4 separate regions of the Homo sapiens genome follow, and all the other regions are linked to region 2. A link is a loop called in an ENCODE intact Hi-C map of the cell type or tissue named here. Cell type or tissue: Caco-2. All regions are shown on one strand. Region 1 has its middle 17 kb from the start of PKDCC. Region 2 holds the start of LOC124905996 (a long non-coding RNA gene). Region 3 overlaps LOC105374531 (a long non-coding RNA gene). Region 4 overlaps PKDCC (protein kinase domain containing, cytoplasmic).

Region 1 (2,500 bases), 130 kb before region 2:
AATGATAGACTGGATTAAGAAAATGTGGCACATACACACCATGGAATACTATGCAGCCATAAAAAATGATGAGTTCAGGTCCTTCGTAGGGACATGGATGAAGCTGGAAACCATCATTCTCAGCAACTATCACAAGGACAAAAAACCGAACACCGCATGTTCTCACTCATAGGTGGGAATTGAACAATGAGAACACTTGGACACAGGAAGGGGAACATTACACACTGGGGCCTGCTGTGGGGTGGGGGGAGGGGGGAAGGATAGCATTAGGAGATATACCTAATGTAAATGACAAGTTAATGGGTGCAGCACACCAACATGGCACATGTATACATATGTAACAAACCTGCACATCGTGCTCATGTACCCTAGAACTTAAAGTATAATAAAATATATATATAAAAGAAAAATACCTTTGTCATCCTTGCAAAATTACTGGTTTTTGTGTATTTCCTTCCAGTCTCTTCCACTATTTTTTTTGAGATGGGCGGCGGGGGGGGGGCTCTCTTTTTTTTTTTTTTTTTTTTTTTTTTTTTGAGATGGAGTCTCACTCTGTCACCCAGACTGGACTGCAGATCACTGAAACCTCCGCTTCCCTGGTTCAAGTGATTCTCAAGTCTCAGCCTCCTGAGTAGCTGGGATTACAGGCACACGCCACCATGCCCAGCTAATTTTTTTTGTATTTTTCGTAGAGACAGGGTTTCACCATGTTGGCCAGGCTGGTCTGGAACGCCTGGCCTCAAGTGACCCGCCAGCCTCAGCCACCCAAATGCTGGGATTATAGGTGTGAGCCACCGTGCCCAGCCTCCAAATTTATTCTTACATAGTTGAATATATGGGTTGCATACTGCTTTTTCATTTAACAGTATAATTTATACATTTTCTCATATTGCCAAACAGTTCTCATTTTTGTTATTCTAAATAATGTTGCAAGGAGCATCTGTGTGCATCTGAATCTTTTCATATTTTGAATTATTTGCTAAGAATATATTTTCAGAAGCAGCATGAATGGATTACATAAAGACTTGAGCATTAAAGAGTTAACCTGTAAGTTCCTAACCCGAAAGTACCCTGTAGAAATCTCTTCATCTCAGCACATTGTTGGAGAGCCTATAGGAAAAAAAAGGTCACTTCAGCATATGTGATAGGATTGTGGGTAATTTCTAAAAAAATTCGGCATGCGAAGTCCATTCCGGGTATAGCACTATCTTGAGACCCAAGTCAAATAGTACTAAATGTGCTAAGCAGAGGTCTGTGTTTAAAGAAGAAATTCATTTGCTCTTAATAACTGCAGAATGCTGCATAGCTCAACGATGGAGTCAGAAGACTCCGCACGGCATCAAAGCCTGCTTCAATAAGATACGGGAGGCCAAGGTACAAGATAATCTGTCTTTCTCAATTAAAGTAGCTTTGTGCCCTAAGTGCAATAGTCATTTCTTAGAACAATGGTTGCCTTTAAAACTTTTTATTGATGGCAGAATAAAAGGACTAAACAAAACCAGAGTGTTTAAAGGTAATCTATATCCCATATACAACCCAAAGAGCGGTGTAAACAAGGTGATATGTCATAAAATGAAATGTGATACAGATAACCTTACTATTATCTTCTGCACAAGTTCAGATGAATTACAGTGCCTGAAATCTCCAAGCAATGGAAAGTAAGGCACACTGTATGTTTTGTTTTTGTTTTGTATCCCCTCTCTGCACCCCCTGCCACCCCCCAGTCCAGCCTGCTGCCAATAAATAAGAAGATTGACATCATGGAAGCATAGGACAAAATGAGAGCCTTTTCTTGAGACTGACCCTCGTGCTGAAGAACCGAAGGCACCAGAGGGGTCTCTGGGAAATGGTGCGAGAGTTTAGTTTCCATGCCAGGCAAGCTGACAGAACCTCTCAGGGCAGGATTACGGGTGCTTGAGAAAACTCCACCTCCTGTGGAAAGGCAGCCTGTCTTTGGTAAGGAGAAATCATGCTTCCCTAATCTACTAGAGCTTTGTGAAGGGTCAGAATAAGTGTGCGGATAAGGGGGAAACAGGAGACACAATCTCCTTACACTTTCAAGCGTCCTCTGACAGGTGCCACACCAAAGCATGTTAAAGGAGTTGAGTCACCATGGGAATGGAGAGAATGTTGGAAACAAATAGGGAACTGGCTTAGAGATAAGGAATAAAGAGTAAGGATAAACAAGTCTTTATCTGGATGGAAAAATGTGAACTGTGGGGCTCCTGCTGGGGAATTGATGCTCCTGGGGGGACCAAGTTAACTGGCCCTTAATGATTTGAGATGTGACTATCAAGCCCTTTTGCTTTCACAAGTCACATGTGGAAATCATCCCCATCGCCATAGAGTCATGGATCATATATCACCTTGAATTGTGACATCTCCAGTGACTTAGTGGGCTCCTGAAAGGCAGAGCATGGTTGATATTTCTGGATTCATTACAGTGACTAGCATCCAAGAAATATTTTGTGGCTTGATCTGTTGAGAGAAGAATGAGTGT
Region 2 (2,500 bases):
GTTTTATATGGGGGGTGGGCAACCCTGTGATTGGGGGAGAACAGATGGACAACATGCTGACGACGAAGCCCGGGCTTCCTGTTTAGTCTCTATTCCTCAGGCCTGGACATCCCTGAATTCATAAGAACTTTGGGGCTCTGTGAGGATGAGAGAGAGAGAGAGAGAGAGAGAGAGAGAGAGAGAGAGAGAGAACTTCACACGGCTTGAGAAGATGTGAAACATCAGGGTCAGTCTGGCCTCTGTTCCTCCCTCCTCCCACAGCCCCTCCCTGGGTGGCCCCACAGATAAAGGCTTAGCCATGATGATGATGAGGAAGAGGAGGAGGGACAAAACTGCTTTTGGAAAGAAAGGGAAAATAAAAACTAGCTAAAGTTTTATTTATTTAAAATAAAGGCTCAGTTATGCTTGACTGTAAACACGCAGGCCCATCCCTCCCTCCCTGGCTCTTCTTGTGGCAGAGGGCTTGGACCACACAGTGAGCTGGGGGCAGGAGGCAGAGAGAAGGCCAGTGTAGGCTGGGGGAAGGGGTGGGACTAGGGTGCCCCAGGTGTGGGGAGGGGAGAGAGGCTGTGGAATTCAGTGACCTGCTGAGCACAGCTGGGTTGGGCTGGCTAGACCCTCTGGCCCTGGCTCCTGGTCCTTCAGCACACACCATCAATAGTCCATACGGCTTCAGCCCCACTTGCAGCACAACAAGGGGAGGCCACAATATGGGGATGCCAGGGACATGCACACACACACACACACGCACAGGTGTGCAGGCCTTTCTCTCAACTCTGTCTCCATCTCTTTGTCAGAGATAGCACAGTGGAGTCCTCGGGGAGGTGGGCCCAACTCCAGCTGTGAGTCATACCTTCTATTTGAACTAGAAATCCTACCTGCCTTTTGTCCTCTTTCTTGCAGGTTCCACCTGAATTCCTTCCATGCTTTTCAGCGACTGAACCATTTGGGTGGCCTGGAAGAGCCTGTGAGCTCCCTGGAGAAAGGAGACAGTGTGGATGGAGAAGAATCTGGAGTAGAGAGGAGTCTGGGGACCCTGCCTTTCAAGTCGTTTGTGTGAGGGCTGCGTTGGTGGCCCAACTAGCCAGGGAAGGGCTATGGTATGCGGGGTCAGGCGGGAATAGGCAGGAAATGTTTGTGATAAGAGGCTTCGCCTCTTGCAAGCTCCTCTGGTTTCCAGACCCAGCTGCAGGATAAGGGCCCAGGAGCTGAGCAGGGAGCCTCAGAGGAGGCTGCTGCAAGAGCCAGCTCTTGGGATTTCAGCAGGCAGAGTTGCAATCAGAGGCCCCTGGGGTCCCTGAAGACCATGCCTGGGGATAGAAACGACCCTGGGAACCCAGCCAGGGCTGCCTTCCTTTGGGATCAGGGATTTTCAATCATACTTCAGAGGGCCAAATCAATCCCTTAAGAAAAATAAAACAAAACAAACCCCAGCTTTGTTAATCCAAGTTGCTGAGAGGGTGGGAAGTACAGACTTGACCCCCCAGGGGATTTCATGCGCTGGATTGGTCCCAGTTGGAGCCATTCATTAATGTTAACCAGTAGAAATGGAAAATGGAAGGGTGCACTGACAAAAGACCAGGCTGGAAGCTCTGAGAAGGAATCTATCCCAAAGGGATCATCTGCTGGGGATAAATAGAGTCATCGAACAGTGTGTCATGCAGGCATTTGCAAAGCTTGGTGCTCCTTAGATTTCCAGTGTCGCCTCTTTGCCCAAGGCCCAGTGACTCCACCATCTGTGGTTGACTTGGCCAGCTCACAAAGGAGCAAGATGTGCTTCACAGGAACACCCCATGAGCGGGGATGAGGCTACAGGCCACTTGCTATTGTACCAGCTCCCCTTCTTAAGGATTAGCAGCTTCTATCTATCCCTGGAGGCTGCACTGTAAATGCCTGTGTAATGCTAATTTGTGGTTGGCAGGAGATTGATTGGGAAGGAGCAGGACAATGGCAAGAGGAGGCTGAGCTCCCTCCTCCTCCTGGTGTAATGGTGTGCTTGCATGCTGTGTGTGTGTGTGTGTGTGTGTGTGTGTGTGTACGTGTGTGTACGTGTGTGTCTTCTGGGAGAAATGTAGCAACAAGCCCACAGAAGAGATGATTATTCAAAGAGAGGAAGAAGATTTACTCACCGATGCCCAGAATCTGAAAGGCATGTCTGGAGTGGAGAGATGGGAGTCTATGAAGCACAAATCCAGGGAGATTTTTTGATGGGAATAAGTGACAACCCATCACTCTTAACATATTCTATTCATTAGAACCAAGTCCCTAAGTCCAGCCCACGCTTAGAGGAAGGGATTACATGGGAGGCAAGAATCACTGAGAGCCATTTCGGAAACTGCCTACACTTAGAAAAACACTTCAAGAGCTCCCGGCCAAGGGCCTGGCACATAGCAAGTGCTCAAGGAATTGTTACTTGGACCAGTGACTCTTCTAGGATGTGATCTAGGTTTTCCCATAGTGGCCTGGGTCTCTGCTGTCCCATCTTTATTCCTGTTGGCAC
Region 3 (2,500 bases), 150 kb before region 2:
TGCCAATGGGGCCTTTAGTAAGCAGCTTCCCCTCTCTCCTTCTCTGAAGGGCCAGAGAACTCAGAAGAAGACATCCTAGGGCAGGAAGAGACTGCAAGGGCATCATCTAATTCTTTTTTTGTTTGTTTGTTTTTTTAGACAGAGTCTCACTCTGTCACACAGGCTGCAGTGCAGTGATGCAATCTCAGCTCACTGCAACCTCTGTTTCCTGGGTTCAAGAGAATTCTCGAGCCTCAGCCTATCGAGTAGCTGGGATTACAGGTGCCTGCCACCATGCCTGGCTCATTTTTGTATTTTTAGTAGAGACGAGGTTTCACCATGTTGGCCAGGCTAGTCTCAAACTCCTAACCTCAAGCGATCTGCCTGCCTTGGCCTCCCTAAGTGGGAATTCATCTAATTCAACAACCCTCCTCCTTATTCTTCTTCCCCATCTTCTTCCCCTGCCTGCTCCTGTTTATCTGGTCTTTCTTTGGGGCATATAAAAGCACAGCCACCTCACTTAGCAGGCAAGGGCTGAAAGGAAGCACAAAGACCAAGTCTAACTCCTTCATCTAACAAGGGAGGAAACCAAGGCCCAGAGAGTGGAAGTCACTTGCCCACACCCAACAGTGGTCAGGGCAGAGCCAGATCTCCCCACGGTGCTCCATGCAGTGTTCTTTCAGAGGCTGCCCCTTCCACATCCTCTTGTTCATATTAGCCAAGCAATGCTACTTCCATCAGGAAGGCACGTCCAATGCGAACCATTCCAGAGACTGCATTTCAAAGATTGATAGACATGGCTTTCGCATTATCTGCTGTTTCGGATTAGCTATGCCGTGGCTTCATTCTTTGGGGCTGATATTGGGGGTGGGAGGGGTGGAGAGTGGGGGAGGGGAGCCAATTCTGAGTCACTCTCTATGCCCTGGGCTCCAGCCTGCAAGACTGGGCCTGAGAAGGACAGGGTGATCCATCCTATATTTTCAGTCCGTCAGGAGATTTCATTGTTTAAACAAACATTTCAGCGAGGCCATCCAGCTGGGCAGTGATTTATGGCTCTGGCTACAGTTTTTCCCCAACAAAGATAAACAATCCTGCAACTCTTGGGACTCAGGCTGGGACTCATGGTTCTAACAACTTGGAGTCAGCTGGACCACACCAGCCATCGCCTGGTCTGGGGTTTGGTTAGGATCTGTTCACACTGGTCCTGTGGCTGAGCCACAAACCTTGGGGGACCATGTTGTGTTTGGAAGCTAGAAGCATTGCCTCCAGGGCAGAGGAGAGCAGCAGGAAGGAGCAAAATAGCTCAGAGTTGGTGCTTCAGGCCCATCTCCGTCTTTCAGGAGAGCAGCAATGTTCTCCATTTTGTGCGGTAGATATTTGGTGTTTTTGGTTAACAAGCATCTGTTCTTCCTTCTTTTGCTAACATTACATCAATTTCCTTTTGTAGAATTATTCCGGGTTGCACACTGCACCCATGTGCTTACAGAGTCTACTCAACTCTTGGATCTGGGCTCAGGCCTGACCAATCAGAACAGTACATTCCTGTGATCTTAGTAAAGGTTGGATATCTAACCCAATAAAAGCTTGCAAAAGGCGGAAAAACCTTTGCTGGAGCTGCTGGGAGAGAGGGAAATGCTCTTTCTCGCTGGACTGGAATTGGGGATGATGTGGAAGGATGAATGACTGCTAGAGCTGTTGCTGCCATCTGCCTGCATGGGAGAGCATGTCTGACAACAAAACCAATACCAATACACAGGAAGTGAAGCCAAAGGCTGGAGAGAGACCAGCTCCAGGTGACAACATTGGAGCCCCAGAATCCGCCCAAATCTTCTTTTATTTAAGGATTGGGTATTCTTTCACTTGCAACTGAAAGAAGGGTAACCAATATCCACTGTCTGACATAGCAGAAGAAACTGGCTCAGTAGGCATCTCCTGCAGCCTCCAGCCCAGCTGTCTGGATGTGATGGTTTAGTAAAAGAACAGTAACTCCCTCATATTCCCCTCTCCCATTTGATCTGATGGCCTGTGTCTACTATACTTCACCAAAAGGATATGGTGCTGTGACAGATGCAGAGGTAACTGAAACACAGCTCACATTTTTCATGGAGTTCTTGTAAGCAGGGGGGACACACCATAGCCTATTATTTAAGGCAGATTGAGATGCATGTCTTGGGAAAAGAACAAACAAGGTTTTTTTGAAGATGCAAGGAAAGAAGAGCTCATATCTGATTGGTGGGGACCAGTGGATGCTTCATGGAAAAGGGCTATTTGGGATGAGTCTTCAACGATGAGAATTTTAATGGGCAGACATGGGCAGGAGCCTTTGCAGGTAGATGAAATAGTGTGATGAAGGTCAGGGAGGTGGGAAAGATGAAGTGAACATTGAAAAGTAGAGTTGGACTGGAAGACAGGGGACATTTAGGGGAATCACCAGCCTGCAAAGTAAGTTGGTGTCATCTAGGAAGATGCCTCTAATGAGAAGCTTGTTCTTAGTCCAGTAGGTGATGGGGAGTTATTGAAC
Region 4 (2,500 bases), 120 kb before region 2:
TTACAGGGCTAACAGGGCTCCCCCACCCCTAAGACTAGCCAGAACTCCTTGAATATGAAACCTGCTCACCCCTCAACCCCTGCCAACCCCAGCTAAACCCCAGGGCTTCAGCAGAAGGACCACAGCCTGAAACCAGTGGCCAGAATTCTCCCCCTGCCCTGGGGCTTCTTGGCTGGTTTCAGTGTGTGCCTTCCCTAACATGCAGTGCCCTTCTAGCCCCGGGAGGTTAGAGGAAGGAAAGGGAAGCAAACATATACTGCGTTCCAGCTGTGTCATAGGAACTGCACTAATTGCTTTCACACATTTCACCTGACATTTAATTCCCATAAGAATTTGGTGAGGTGGGTAATAGTGAACCCAATTCACAGATGAGGAAAGTGAGGTTCAAGGGGTAACTTGCTCAAAGTCATATAGCCAGTACATGATAGGGTTTGGAGCCATCCAGAGTAGGGGTATCAGTGCCCAACCCCAGGTTGAAGGCAGAATTATAGTTGCTCTAGCTCAGCTAGAGATGGAACCTCAAATTAGTCCATGTCAGCCCCTCCATGATTCTATGTGAGCCCCTACAGTGGCCTTTGGAGACAAGGGTCCCCAGAGAAAGGGTGAGCCACTTAGCCTAATTGGGCGGGGTCATTCACCCTCCCACCTGTTTCTTGCTTCCCTGTGGATCAGCTTGGGGCCACTCACCGGTACTGCTGCTTGCCGTGGAGTTCTGCAGATACTGCCCGCTCCGGTACAGGTGCAGCACCTTCTCCAGCTGGGCCAGGGTCTCGTCCACCCCCCAGGCGAGCTCTCCTGCAGAGTGCAGTGTGGCTAAGACAGGATGCCTGGGGCTCCCACTCCTCCCTGAAGTCAGCAGCCAGCTGCTCCCACCTCTGCCTCCAGAGCCTGTGCCCCAGTGAACAGAGGGCGGGGGAGCGGGGAGGTTGCGGCAGAATGCCACCTTAGGAAGTGATGGTTTCTAGAACCCCTGCTGCCCTGGGTTATTTTTCTCCCCACTTTTGCTGGCGGGTGGGGGTGGGGTAGGTGCCTGGAAGCAGATGGGCCCTGGAGAGCTCACCTGTGGCGTTGACGATGCTGTCCAGCAGAGGACGCAGTGAAGGCGGGGCACTGTGAGGCAGGAGGTATGTGAAGAAAAACCTGTGGCAGAGGGAAACCAGTGGCTCAGGAATCCAGCCTTTGGAGACACATCCTTCCTCTATTCCAACCTGGGGCAGAACGCTAACCTGGCCAGGGAGCCGGATCCCTCAGGCCTAGCAACCAGGCAGAACGCAGTGAAGTCTACTCAGCCTCGGGGGAGGGTTCTGGGCACATGCTAACACCACACCTAACTTCATACTAACCGAAACCAGGGGCCTGCTTCCCAACCCTTCCCAGGACTTGCCCACCTCCCAGCCCCACATTATCCCCTGACTGACTCCCGGTGTCGGAGCAGCCCCATGGCTGGGGCCCAGTGAGGAATTTCCCAGAGCACAAGGGCCTGGGTGGGAAGGGAAAAGTGCCAGTTCCACCAGCCCTAGGCTCCGAGTCCAACACTATTTTAAGAAGCCTCCAGCTGCCACCCCCTAACCCGGATTCTCCTTGGAGCTGTCTATTTTTAGCCTCTCCATCAGAGGCCTGAATGTTCCCTTCTGGACAGGGTAGAAGCCTTCCCTTGCTCTGGTCAAGGCTGAGTCTCCCTGCCCAGCTGGCCTCCACGTTGGCTCTCTTCCTGCCATGCCCTCCTGGCCCATTCTCCTTCGATGGAGTTCCCGAGTCAGGGGTGGAGGTCACCTGTAGGCATTATAGAGGTTCCGCTTCTCGTTCATGCCCTCGCACCAGCCCTGGGCTGAGCAGGGCAGGGTGAAGTTCCTGGCCGGAAACTCGAGTATGCAGTCGGTGCTGCCTGCACACGGCGTCTCCTCCACACGTGCGTCATCCAGGTCCGTCACTTTGAGCTCCCCATCCACCAGCACAAACTGCCGAGGGCGGAAGTCCAGCAGAGTGACGGAGCCCAGTGGGGAGTGGGCCAGGTGGTGGAGGAGGCGGCCCAGGCTCAGGCAGATCTGAGGGGCACAAGAAAAGACTGCTCACTGCTTTTCTCCTGGGTTGGGGGTCTGTGGGACTCGAGGGCACCCTCCTCTTGGAATCTGAACTTTGCTTGTGGGGGTTGGCACTTCTCTTCTATAGGCCCCAGGGCTCCACAAAGGCCAAGGTCAGCAGCCTTAGAGAGGAGGCCAGTGATTTTCTATTAACTCTCGGCTGGCCTGACCCTGGAAATGATATGGAGTGGGTGGGAAACTGCAGCAGCGAGGGTCTGGGGATAATGCATCTCTTCCCTGAAGTTGCATCCTGAATGTTGTTTTAGTTCAGTGTATGGAAATATCGGGAGGGTCAGGATGGTATTAAGGTCTTTCCTAGTTCTAGGACACTGGCCCTCCTGCAGTCAGGCTGAGTGTGAGTGTGTGAGTGCTCCCCTCTTTAAGGTGCCAGCCCCCACAAGCTGGTGTGTACACGCGCA

Evidence for each region. A loop is a pair of places that touch in the nucleus more often than their neighbours do. Peaks named below come from ENCODE experiments on the same cell type or tissue, not always from the same donor. Only the 100,000 strongest peaks of a DNase experiment are listed, where the experiment ranks them.
Region 1: a loop joins it to region 2, with 4 times the contacts of the local background. A loop is called at or near these places in 26 of 110 quality-filtered maps.
Region 3: it touches region 2 in a loop (2.2-fold over the local background); 5 of 110 quality-filtered maps call a loop at or near these places.
Region 4: a loop joins it to region 2, with 3 times the contacts of the local background. A loop is called at or near these places in 39 of 110 quality-filtered maps.

What each region holds. Positions count from the first base shown.
Region 1 is chr2:42,063,520-42,066,019 of GRCh38, reverse strand. No RefSeq gene overlaps it. Among named protein-coding and RNA genes, the nearest start is that of PKDCC, 17 kb to the right of the region's middle. In Caco-2, no CTCF peak of the experiment used is centred here; DNase peaks (open chromatin) are centred at 1,309 and 2,079; H3K4me3 peaks cover 408 bases.
Region 2 is chr2:41,937,017-41,939,516 of GRCh38, reverse strand. LINC02898 (long intergenic non-protein coding RNA 2898) reads left to right here. Exons shown (of 4, transcript NR_161189.1): 4 at 904-2,500. LOC124905996 (a long non-coding RNA gene) reads right to left here and starts at 2,209. Exons shown (of 3, transcript XR_007086296.1): 1 at 2,130-2,209; 2 at 879-976. RefSeq lists a silencer at 854-1,148 and an enhancer at 1,612-2,206. In Caco-2, no CTCF peak of the experiment used is centred here; DNase peaks (open chromatin) are centred at 566 and 996.
Region 3 is chr2:42,082,947-42,085,446 of GRCh38, reverse strand. LOC105374531 (a long non-coding RNA gene) reads left to right here. Exons shown (of 2, transcript XR_940001.1): 2 at 1,427-1,973. Among named protein-coding and RNA genes, the nearest start is that of PKDCC, 36 kb to the right of the region's middle. In Caco-2, no CTCF peak of the experiment used is centred here; a DNase peak (open chromatin) is centred at 966.
Region 4 is chr2:42,053,581-42,056,080 of GRCh38, reverse strand. PKDCC (protein kinase domain containing, cytoplasmic) reads right to left here. Exons shown (of 7, transcript NM_138370.3): 3 at 1,774-2,045; 4 at 1,061-1,140; 5 at 688-795. Among named protein-coding and RNA genes, the nearest start is that of PKDCC, 6.8 kb to the right of the region's middle. RefSeq lists an enhancer at 1,856-2,500. In Caco-2, a CTCF peak has its summit at 1,091 (motif pointing right); a DNase peak (open chromatin) is centred at 1,100.